2 separate regions of the Homo sapiens genome follow, and region 1 is linked to region 2. The links are chromatin contacts, found by Hi-C in ENCODE. All regions are on one chromosome and are shown on one strand. Each heading gives the region's core, a stretch centred on a gene start or an enhancer-like site at or near the end of the contact. The rest is flanking DNA. Distances are from core to core; before and after follow the strand shown. Region 1 overlaps BCAT1 (branched chain amino acid transaminase 1). Region 2 holds the start of SOX5-AS1 (SOX5 antisense RNA 1).

Region 1 (6,047 bases), core at 3,185-5,684, 620 kb before region 2:
TGTTTCTGTGTATTTCTGGGGATTTCATGGTGCAACAGGAGGACTAGAGTTTATTCCCGATCCCTGACTGTCTTACGGCAGTACTTCTCAGACCTACTGAGTTATACAACCAGGGGTGTAGGGAGGCAAGCAGTCATCACATTTATTTGAGGACTCTCATGTTTTGTCTAAAATATTCATCCTTATTTTATAATATACTCCATAATTTTCCCATATAAGTTTAGATAAAAGATGATACCTTAAAAGTATTATAACACTAAATTGTCATTCCGGGAAAATGTGCTGTGTTCCTTTCATTTTAAATAATCTGAGATGAATGGTGCAGGCTGAGAAAAATAGGCTTTTGAAATACTTTTTGGTCAACATCGAGACTTTTAACATTTGTCCTATCTTTTAGGGGAATTTAGACATTGGGCATTATGTATTCCTTGGATACATTAAAAGGTGTTAGATAAGAGCGCTCACACTTGCTGCTCTTCTATTGCAACTTGACAGAAGTTACTTCTCTAAACCTTAGTTTCTCATCTGAACAATGGAAATAATGATAGTGTCTATCTCATAGTATTGGTGTGAGATTTAAATGAAATAATTCATGTAAAATTGCTTGGTGTGTGGAAACATAGTAACTTTTAACTGTTCTCATTAACTTGGCTATTTACCTGTGTTCTTCTATCATTACATTTCAAGTTAAAATTTCAAGGTTTCACGTTGTTCTCTCTCCAATGAATGCAGTTAAATCACTTAGATTTTCTAATGAGTTTTCCTTTAATGTTATGCAGTTGACTAGAGAGTGTATATATATTAAGAACATAATACCTTCACTATGTCCACATGTGAATTAAGAGCTTGAGGCTATCAGAGGGTAGAAGATGAGGGAGTGGGGATGAAGTATGTTTGTAACCTGTGTATTTTCTCTTTCTTAAAGGAATTACGGCTCATCTCTTTTTGCCCAATGTGAAGCAGTAGATAATGGGTGTCAGCAGGTCCTGTGGCTCTATGGAGAGGACCATCAGATCACTGAAGTGGGAACTATGAATCTTTTTCTTTACTGGATAAATGAAGATGGAGGTAATCCACTCAGATTTCACTGTGTGCATTTCTCAGTCATTTTCAACAGGACCAGAAAGACAAGAGCTAGAAACTTAGTACAAGGGAGTAAGTAGCACAGTTCCAAAGGCTAAGTAAGGACTACTGTGCTTTTGCTGCCCAAATAGACACAAGTTTCTTTTTTTTCTTTCTTTCTTTTTTAAAGAGGTGGAGTCTCACTATGTCACCCAGGCTGCAGTGCAATGGTGTGATCTCAGCTCACTGCACCCTGGTTCAAGCAATTCTCCTGCCTCAGCCTCCCGAGTAGCTGGGATTGCAGGAGCCTGCCACCATGCCCAGCTAATTTTTGTATTTTTTTTTTTAGTAGAGATAGGGTTTCACCATGTTGGTCAGGCTGGTCTTGAACTCCTGACCTCAGGTGATCCACCGGCCTTGGCCTCCCAAAGTGCTGGGATTACAGGTGTGAGCCACTGCACCCGGCCGAGTTTCGATTTAAAGAAGCTCTAGAGGTTTTTTGTTTTTCGTTTTTTGTTTTTCTGGCTCTAGATGTACTGATTATTGAGATACTGAGATGTCACATTAAGGGATTTAAGTTACCATGATTGGAAGATTTGCTTCCTTATCCCTTCTGCAGTTCCCCAACAATTTTCCTATCTGAACACCTTGCATTGAGACACAGGTCTCAGATCAGGTCAATGGTCATTCACCATATACCGTATATAAAATGCTAGAGTAATAAATGCAGTGTACTGATTCTACTGGAAGGATTTTGTGTACTCTCTGGCTGTAATTGTTTTAACAATTGTTGCCTTTTCTACATATTTTGAAAATGTATCACAATCTCTCCAAATTTACTCTAGAACTCAATCTGATTAAAGAGCACCATTTTAAAAGATAAATCAATGTATCTTGGGATTGTAACTAGATCCTGGTTCATTCAAGACAATTTCATATATCCACTATAGATATCAATATTTCTCTATTATCTTTAATATCCTGAGTACTCATTACTTTTCTTTGCTGTTTTTTTTTATTAGTTGGCAGAGACCATAGGGGTTCAGTGAAGTGTTGGCAACGTGTATGATATTGAATTAAATGGCCAACGGTGGGAGAAAAACAGGCATTTATTTCTATTAGAATTTTGATAATCATACCAAATTTAGAAGCGTATTTTTAGACTTGTTTACATTCTTAGGTTGTTCATTTCACAGTAGTAATTATAGAGACTAGAAATATAAATGATGTTTCCAAATACTTATGAAGTCTCAGTGTTAGTAGTTTCAATTAAATTTTTTAAAATGCAGTTTATATTTGAAAGTAGCTACAGTAGCCTCTCTTGCTCTAATGTTATTTGGCTACAAAAAGAGGAAAATGGTAATTTAGATGTGGCTGAATTCAGAGCTAAGTACTAATTTTAGTGTTAGTTGCAGAGACTAACAAGATGAGTCTTATACTGCAGTCAGAGGTAGAATAAACAGAAGATATGGTGAGTAAGCCTTGTCCTGGGCTTGGCCATTGGTAGTCCTTGGCATATGAAAAACCAGATACAGATCATTCTCATCCTTCCATTCCTGCTGTTTGTACTTGGCACTGTTTGAAAATAAAATTTATACAGGAATATTTATGATTTATAAATTTGAGTTACTGTATGTGACATATAACAAAAGCTACACTTGGAAGATTGTAGCCAGTGTTGACCTCTGCACTTAGAAGATAATAGGCCGATTCAACCCTTCTTCCCATCTGCCCACTCTTACCCCCACCCCAAACTCCACCAAAAAACCACACAGCTCAAAACAAAAACAGTTACATCATTCAGAGGTGGTACCATCATTATTTTTATGGATGGGAGATGTCAGAATTTAAGTACACTCTGAATCAGAGCTACATGATTTAACCAGAAACACCAGAAACTGTCCTGGTGGAAAATTGTTCTTTATCCAAACAATAATCATGAAACATTTCCACCATGGCTTTTAAAGGTCAGAATAGAAATGAGTGAGTTTGTCTTCTGCCTCTTGCAAAATATACAAGACCTTAAGACTGTTAGTTACTATTCAGATTATGGTTGCCTGGGATAACTTTAGTTTTAATATACTCCTTCACTTTGGGGATGTTCATCTAACAGAACAAATAAAATTCAGAATAAGGAGAAAGGAAATAGAATATATATTTGAAGTAAATAGAATGTTAGGAAAAACCTTTGGGCTAAAAAAAAAGACATGCAATTCTGAAGTAACTTTGATTTATATCATATGATTTTAAGAAAATACAATGAACAAACGAGTTGAAAATCAGCACAATACTGATTTTCACAAACGTTACCGATAGGAGGTATAAACAGAGTTCTTTCGGTAATAGCCTGCCGTCTTTTCATGAGCGCCCACACACACTGCTCCTGTTGGTTGAGATGGCTGGTGCAGGAAGGTGGATGGGGTGGTGGATAGTGTGTGTTCAAAGCACAGTGCTGTGCACAGTCACTATGTGTGGCACTCAGCTTGTAACTCATGGGAGTTTTGATTTCAGTAACAGCACCCATGGTGGCAAGATCACACATCATCACTCTGTTGATGAGTAATTTAACCCATACGCTTGCTATTCACCATTTGAACAAAGCATTGTATCATATCCTGGACCCTGGAGATACCCTGAAAAATAAGACCCAGGCCTTGTGGTTGAGTTCACAGTCACTTTGGGAAAACAACCACAGCAGTGAATCTCGGTATTGCTCAGGCCACATCATGAGTCTTCTCGGACACGTCAGGCGTGTATACGGACTCGACTTGGAGCACTCTTCCTCAGATGTCTGTACCGCTTGCTCTTTGACATCCTCCAAATCTTTGCTTACAAATCCCATTCTCAGTCTGGCTTTCCTTGAGCTCTTAATCAAAATCATAAACTCCATTTCCCATTTCTCCTCAGCATTCCAGCATTCTCCATTGCTTTTCCTTCTTTGTTTCCCCCTGTGTAGTCTAACATACTATCAACACAATAAATGTTTACCTGTGTCTATTAGAAAGTAAGCAGGGAGATATGTCAGTTTTGTTCACTGCTGTATTCATAGAGCTTAAAACGGTAAACAGCACTCAATATGTATTTGTAGAATAAATGGCTAATTGTGCTGATGGTGTTTAGGGCACTTATGCAGACCTACATTCCTGGTTTCCATTAGTGTTTGACTTTGGGAAGTCACAGATGAATCCTGCTGTTATTGCTTCTAAATTCCTCATCTCCTAAAAATGACTTCTTTGTCAAAAACAAGCTGCATTTGTAGGTTCTGTTTTCCTCATGTTGGGCAATCTGGAGTGATTTCTGGCTCTTGTAAGTATGTTTGTGGTTGCAGAGGAAAATGAATATTTCTCACCCAAATGTTGTCATGTCATCATCTCTGTCTGGCAACCAGAGAAGCAGATGTTCTGTTCCTTGACCTCAGGCTAGTGGTTACAGTTCTGGGTGTTAAACATGTTTCACAAAACAGCACTTGCACATGCGGGGCTGCTGTTTTCATTTAACTTCATGTAGTCTCAGGGCTCAGCAAGCTTTAGGAAAGGTCCGGTTTGGGGGCACTGGAAGTGTGTGTGTGTGTGTACATATATATACACACACAAATAGATCCATACATTTATGTATCTAGTTGGCTAGCTATTGCAAAACACATGTTTATTTTGAGATCATCAACACTTCTAAACATGACAAAGAGTAGCCCTAAGAACATTGCCAAGAACAAATTTTCTCCTTTCCAGAAAGCAATTTTCAGCAGATGATTTTCAGAAACAAAATTCAAAAAAGCCATACTGCTGTATCCTAGCAAAGATAACTTATTCGTTTATTTTTTACTCAAAAACATTTATTATATACACTCTGGGCTAGGCACAATGCCCAGTTTTGAGGATAGAAGGATGAAGATAGAGTTTGGTATTCCAGATAGAGCTTGATTGTTGGGCATGTCTGATGTAACCCCAGTGGAGTGGGCGAGCCTAGAACCACCATGTATTGAGGGAGAGGGTGGTGGCCTCAGTGTCAGGACTCACTAGATTCAGACTCCTGGGTGTCAGAAGTGGGGAGGAAAGGGAGATGCTGAGTGCCAGAGGGTACTGTAAGGAGAGCTTGTGCAGCTGATGGATCATGCATGATGCCTGTGAACAATTGTCCTACTAGACCTCACAGTAGTTAGGGATGTCTGCAGTCATCTCACAGTAGAGCAGTAGCTCAGCTTTGGAGTTTTGTTTCTTGAATGTCTTCTTTTTTAACCGTACACGTGCTTGAGCTCACTCTGATAAGCCCATTACATTTGAATCTCAGAGAGCAAAGGCAGCATCTCCATACTTGTTGCTGATGCTCCACCAGGTTTGAAAATCACTAAAGATAGACTCTTAGGCTGGGTGCGGTGGCTCACATCTGTAATCTCAGCACTTTGGGAGGCCGAAGTGGGCAGATCATCTGAGCTCAGGAGTTCGAGACCAGCCTGACCAACATGGTGAAACCCCGTCTCTACTAAAAATACAAAAATTAGCCAGGCGTGGTGGCGCGTACCTGTAATCCCAGCTACTCAGGAGGCTGAGGCAGGAGAATCACTTGACCCTGGGAGGCAGAGGGTGCAGTGAGCTGAGATGGTGCCACTGCACTCCAGCCTGGGTAACCTAAAAAAAAAAAAAAAAAAAAAAAATTAGACTTTCCAAGGGCAGCGTGGAAGCAGTGACCAGCCTGAGTAGGCACGCACACTTCTTGGGGATAGCCTCCTCCATAGCATTCTTAGAAGGTTTGGTAATGACCAGTTTTTCTGAGTAAGACCCTATCTACATTATTCTAATTAGTAACCACCTTTCATCTGCTAAGGTAAATTTTCACTTCAGAATATTCCTCTTAAGACCATGCAATAACTCTTACTGTTTGTTGGTGGAAAACCATCTCATTATTTTACTGGTTAAGGGTAAACTGAAGATGATTAGATAACTTTCCTTCCTTCCCTCCCCCCTTCCTCCCTTCCTTCTCTTTCTTCC
Region 2 (6,269 bases), core at 1,968-4,467:
AAATAAATAAATAAATAAATAAAATAATGAGGAAGATCTCTATGCAGTAATATGGAAGACATTTCCAAGAAAGATTCTTAGGTGGAAATTTTAAAGAAAACTTCAAAAGTATATATGGAATGCTGTCTTTTGCATAAGAAAGAAGGGCACATAAGAATAAATACATACATTTGCTTGTTCCTGCAATAATACAGGAAGTATAAGCCTTAATCAAGAAAATAATAATGTATATTGTGTGGGTGTGAATGAATAAAAGGGATGGGGATGGAAGTGAGTCCAGAGTTATCTTACATAGTTTTTTTTTGAACCATGAGAATATTATATATGTTTTAAAAGTAAATTTTGATCGAAGATGAGAACATATCTGAGATGTTAGATATTAACTTGGATGGAAAGCCCAATGGTAATCATTGTTAATGGTACTTCAGGCCAATACTCTCCTAAAGAACAAAGAGAAGTGAAGGGGGAAGCACTTAAGAGATTGATTCCTACTGACTTGTACATATTACTGGTACTATCCCACTATATTTAATACTTAAACTTTACGTTTCTTTGATTCCTACAACTAACAGGAATTCCTTCTCCTTTTCTCCTACCATCCCTTTTGGCGAGAGACGAGAATAAATGGAACTATTAATCATTTTTTCTACTTTTACAATTATAATTTGAGTCAGTGATGTGATTTCTTATATATTCTGGGAAGAGGGGATATAGTATCTATGCAAATTATTTGCCAGTTTGTAAGTCATTACAATCATTAAAAATATAACACCATCATAGGAAATATTACTTGCTTCCTAATGAACCATATTGTCTTTCTGCTTTAATTTTTATTTACAACATCAACAATGACAATGAAGTACAGTTTTCTACTAATGTGTAACCAACTCTCCTGAGTGTGTAGCATGTGCTTTTGGTGTTAACTATTTTGGAGACAAGAAATTAGCCATTGTTGAAATTATTTTAAGAAAATGAAATGTAACTCTAAGTGGGGAAAAAAAAAAAAAACCTCTGATAATTGTTAATTTACTCAACTAATGGCTTTTCCTGATGCCCAAAAGTTTTAAAGTTTCAAAGCTTTTTCCAATTTTCTTCCCTAAATGACTTTATTTTTTGGGTTGTTACAGTGCTTTTGTGAAACAAAGATGTGACTATGTGTATCATTGAAAAACTGGCTTGTATTGGACCTCCTTTAAGCACTGAGCTTTTAAAGAAAATTACTGGTAGGCAAGCTGATTTTGGTGATGGGTTAGGTATAACTAGAGATTCATGTTCTCAAATTTTGGTCCTGACATTCCTTTCCACCTGAGCGAAGGAAAGAAAGCGGAGGGTATGTTCGTGTCACAATGAGGTTTATACTTTTGATCTGGGTAGAATTTGTGTTCGATATAACCAAAATGTATGGATACCTACTGTGTGTCTAGCACTTAAGTAATTTCTTTTATCCAATGGCCATATAATTAAATAAGCAAAATTTCACCCAGGGGCGGCAGTCTGAGAATTCAACACACTAAATAGAAAACTAGAAGATGGGAGAATGCTGTGTAAAGAGAGAGTGAGCACCCTGTGTGTTTCTAAAGAGAATGGAAGGAATTTATTCAGCCTATGTAGCCTCTGTGTGGGTAAGGTTTTAGTTATGAGATAAATCAATGATCACAATATTAAATAAGTCATACCATTGCACTTATCAGTGCTCATGCAGTGACATAGTGAAAAAAATAATGAAGTAGAAACATCAGTTCCCTGTATCAAAAGCTATGAGATATAAATACTCCCAGCCAAAGAAGGCAAGATCTGAAATTTTTTAAAAATGTGGATATATAGAATAAATATGCAACCCTCCTGATAATGTTGGCTGATGAAGTGAAATTCACCAACTGTAATTCTGGCACAGAGAGACACACATAGTGCCTGCATACACACACACACCCACACACACACACATACATCCTCAGAATATTCTTAATCATTTGCTATCTTATTTACATTTCATTTGCTAGAGTAAATTCTATCATTTGAACTTTTAAAAAATATATTTCAATATTAAGCAAAAATAAGGAATAATGTGATTGGCTTTCAAATAGCTTATTACCATTCAAATACTCTCTAGATAATTTATATTTAAAAAGGCGAAAAAAAAAAGAAAGAAAAAAAGAAAAAAACTGTGTCAGCTTCCGAAACATTCTAAATGGAGACTTAGCTCTAAGTAATCAAAATTGCTTTAGTTGTGCAGAGCAGCATTAAAAGCCTCGTCCACTAATTGAGTGAAGCGGCACAACTGAAGCAGCCTTGTCCCTCATTAGATGATCTTGCAGGCACTGTTTGTCATCCTGGGTTGCCGGGCTCAATCTAATAGTACTGCTGGCTCAAATTAATGGTAATTCGTTATGACACACTATGTCCTTCCAGCGAAACAACAATGCGAAGCCAGTGGGGCATCTGTCTACCACTGCTGCTTCTTGATCTCTTTCCTTTCCACTTTAGTTCATGCGACCACCTTTGCATAACGCTTCTAAATTCTTTAGCTAACTGGTGATTGGAGATGCCACCTGCCTGAAGAATTGCGTCCAGTTCTCTTCCACTAGTGTCACAGAAAAAGCATCTCTAACAATAGGTCGAGTCAGTCTGAAACGTGATGACATTTTCTAACGGAAGCAAAACTCATTCGTGTGTGTATGTTTTTTTGTTTGTTTGTTTGTTTGTTGTTTTTTGTTTTTGTTTTTGTTTTTGTTTGAGATAGGGTCTCACTCTATTGCCTGAGCTAGAGTGCAGTGGTGTGATCATAGCTCACTGCAGCCTCAACCTTCTGGGCTCAAGCGATCCTCCCACTTCAGCCTCCAGAGTAGCTGGGACTACAGGCACATGCCAACATGCCTGGCTAATTTAAAAATTTTTCAGTATAAAGATGGCCTTGCTACATTGCTCAGGCTGGTCTCAAAATGCTGGCCTCAAGCAATCCTCCTGCCTTGGACTCACAAAGTACTGGGATTACAGGTGTGAGCCACTGTGCCAGGCCTGGGACTTCTTTTGGAATGTAAATACCTCACTTGTATCTAATCATGGGGAATATTAATAAGAAATCTTGAGATACAGTGTTCATGAATGTGATGTAAATCCAAAGACAATGAATATTTTCTGACTCTTTGACTTTGGTTATTCAATACCTTTTGGAGGAAACTTCATGTTTATGTGATGAGCATTGCTGTTCAGAATGCTGCTTTTCTATTCTTAAGTGCAGATAGAATGCTGGAAAATGTTCTAACAGTGATGCAATCAGCCACTTCCTCCTAGCAACTCTAAATTGTGTGTTTGTATCAATCAGTTTATTGTGTTCATTCAAATAATTTCATCTGTCTGGAAGGATGACTCAACTCTACACATGAAGAAACATCTAAATAATATCTGGACATGGCTTTTCATTTGAAATCCTCGAATTACCCATGAATAGAGAAAAGGTCACATGTATTGACCAGTTGACTCTGCAGTTTTGAAAGTGGTGATGCTTAGTCAGTATGGGGTGCCGGACAGTTGTATCACCCACTGTTTTCCCAAGGTTCAGCCTTAGTCTCACTGTAGGGTGTCTATTCCAAGCAATATGGGCACAGTGTGATTTTAACAATGTTAAAAGCTTGCCTACCACCATACCATGTATTGTTTGAAATCCCACAATTAGATTCAGTCCTTTGGGCTATATATTTTTTAAATGTTTCTTAGCATAATCTAATTGCTTGGAAGAGCTAATATATTACAACTAGTTATCAGTAATCATTTATTCATTTACTTATTTCTATTAATCCTATCCCCTCCCAAAACATGCTCTAACAAAATCCTTCAGTTCAGAACTAGTTCCCATTCCCTCATTTTGCGAAATTCTTGCATAAAACCTAGATATATCGCTTTTACATGGTAGTTTGTAACGTGCCTTGATGAACGCCTGCTTTTTCCATTAAATCTGCTCCACCCACATTCAGTCTTCACAATTTCAGCGAATAGTAATTCCATCCTTCTATTTGCTCGTTTTAAGCATGTAGGAGTCATCCTTGACTCCTAGCTTTCACTCATACCCCTGTCCAGTCCACTGGCAAAACCTCCGTGCAGAAAAAAAAATTCCACATTCACCACTGCTACTCTGGCCCAAGACAAAATAAACCATTGCCTGGAATATTAAAATAGACTCTACCCTGACCTACTTTAAGCTTATTCTTAACATAGCCCTGGAAATAAATAGGGACATTTTTGGTGGTCAAAAGACCAGGGCAGTTCTACTGGCATTTCATGGGCCCAGTTTAGAGACACTAAATGGCCTGCCATGTGCTTGGTGGTGGGGGGGAAAAGAGGAGCTGTCCACTCAGAATGCCAATAACAACCTCACTGAGAAATATTGAACCAATTAAAACCTAAGTCACCTGATTTTCCACTTATGCTCAAACCTCCACATTGGCTTTTAATTTTTCTAAGAACAGAAGCCAGTATCCTAACTATGGCCTACAAGGCCTTACACAACCCTTGCCTTCCCCTGGCTTATCTGACCTCACTTCCTATTACTCTTGCATTCACTCACTCCATTGCAGCCACTCTGAAAATACAGTATGCCATCGTGCTATTTACTCTGTATGAAAAGTTCTTTCCCCAATTTACACATCCCTCACCTCCTTACTCATATATCTTCTTTTCTAGTCACCCTGCTTAAAATTGCAGATCCTGCTCTCAGATTCTTGTCTACAAACTGTTTTTGTCTCCAAAGCACTTGTTGCTATTTAATACATTGTGTTGTATTCTTGTCTTTCTTTACTCACCAGACTGTAAGCTGCATGAGAGATTTTTGTCCATTTTGTTCCCTGCTGTGATCACATTGCTTAGAATAGTATCTGGCAGGTAGTAGGTGCTCAGTGGGCAGTTTTTGAGTGAATAAATTTAAACTTATAACAACCTTAGGTAGTATTGCATTAAGAAATGGAGATTTAAAAGCTGAAAGAGGCCAGTAGATTTGTCAAGAGACACTTAACTAGTAAAAAGAAGAATTTACACATGTTCTCATGAATACATTTATTCATCTACTAAGTATTTATTAAACTCTTATTTGAAGTCGGGCTCTGTTTTAAGTGCTGGAGGTAAACCAATGAACAAAATAGACATGGTTATAAAACAAATTAATTTTAGAGATGGCAAGTGCTATATAGGAAAGAAAGGAAAGGAAGAAGGAGGAGTGATGGATAGGGTGGAGGAGGCCTTCATGTCTTGTATTTTTTTCACTATAACCTGACTAGCTCATTTCCATATTAGTAACAATTACTTTATTTAATGCATTAGCAAACACTTGAAAACAAAATGGGGAATTGATACACAGGCATAGTTTGAAGAGGTTATGTGATATATTGGGAAGAAAATGGATTTTGACATCAGGCCATCCTGAGTTAAAATCTCAGCTCTGTCACATGGGACCATAGACAACTAAGTCCAACCCAGTATCCTCATTTGTTAAGTGGAGTTAACCATGGGCACTTCATGGGGTAGTTGTGAAATCAAAAACCAGTGTAGATAAGGTGTCTAACACGAAACACAATAAGTCAATACATGTTTTCTTCAGACTTTCGGCTACTACATAGGAAGTGGAGTAAAATGTGATATAAATCCAAAGATAATGATAGTTTTCTGACTCTATGAGTTTGGTTATTCAATACTGTTTGGAGGAAACTTCATGTTTATATGATGAGCACTGCCGTTCAAAATGTTGCTTTTCTATTCTTAAGAGCAGGCAGAATGCTAGAAAAAGTTCTAGCAGGGATGCAATTAGATACTTCCAATTGGATGGGGTGCACCAGTAGAGATCTGTGTGCTGTGGTGGAAGACTGGGTATGAGGGGACTAGGTGCCAACTTAGAACCTTTGGAAAACATTTTTTTGCCCCGTTTAAATAATAACATATAACCTATGTATGTTTTGTCACTTTATTTAATAGCCCTTTTATTATTAGGAAAGTTATAAAATTTCTTGGAGAAATATTTAGAAAATATAGTTTAGCAAAACAAGAAAGTAAAAAATTCCTGTAATTCTGAATTAGCACTGTAACGTTGCATATTTATACTTTGAATCATTTTTATATCGTGTGAATGTGTGTGCATCATTAGTTACATAAAGTACAAATCCTCTGATTATTTCCCAAAGTTAATACTTTGGAACATTAATGTTTTGGAAGAAAATTAATGTTATTTGATAATTATTTATCTCAGTGGTTAACTATATAAATGCTATATCTACTTGATGATAATG

The links. A loop is a pair of places that touch in the nucleus more often than their neighbours do. Pooled maps may share reads with other maps.
Region 1: a map with no recorded cell type shows a loop between it and region 2 (3-fold over the local background). The contact joins the enhancer-like site here to the promoter of SOX5-AS1 in region 2. A Hi-C loop is called at or near these places in 5 of 37 single-sample maps with no recorded cell type and 7 of 50 pooled maps.

What each region holds. Positions count from the first base shown.
Region 1 is chr12:24,837,103-24,843,149 of GRCh38, reverse strand. It overlaps BCAT1 (branched chain amino acid transaminase 1), which reads left to right. Exons shown (of 11, transcript NM_005504.7): 7 at 926-1,068. Among named protein-coding and RNA genes, the nearest start is that of BCAT1-AS1, 20 kb to the right of the region's middle. RefSeq lists a silencer at 3,349-3,538. Within about 2 kb of position 4,434, at least 7 of the 41 ENCODE cell types and tissues checked have a DNase peak (open chromatin) inside an H3K27ac peak, as active enhancers do.
Region 2 is chr12:24,220,219-24,226,487 of GRCh38, reverse strand. It overlaps SOX5-AS1 (SOX5 antisense RNA 1), which reads right to left and starts at 3,217. Exons shown (of 5, transcript NR_120472.1): 1 at 3,165-3,217. It also overlaps a transcript of SOX5 not described here.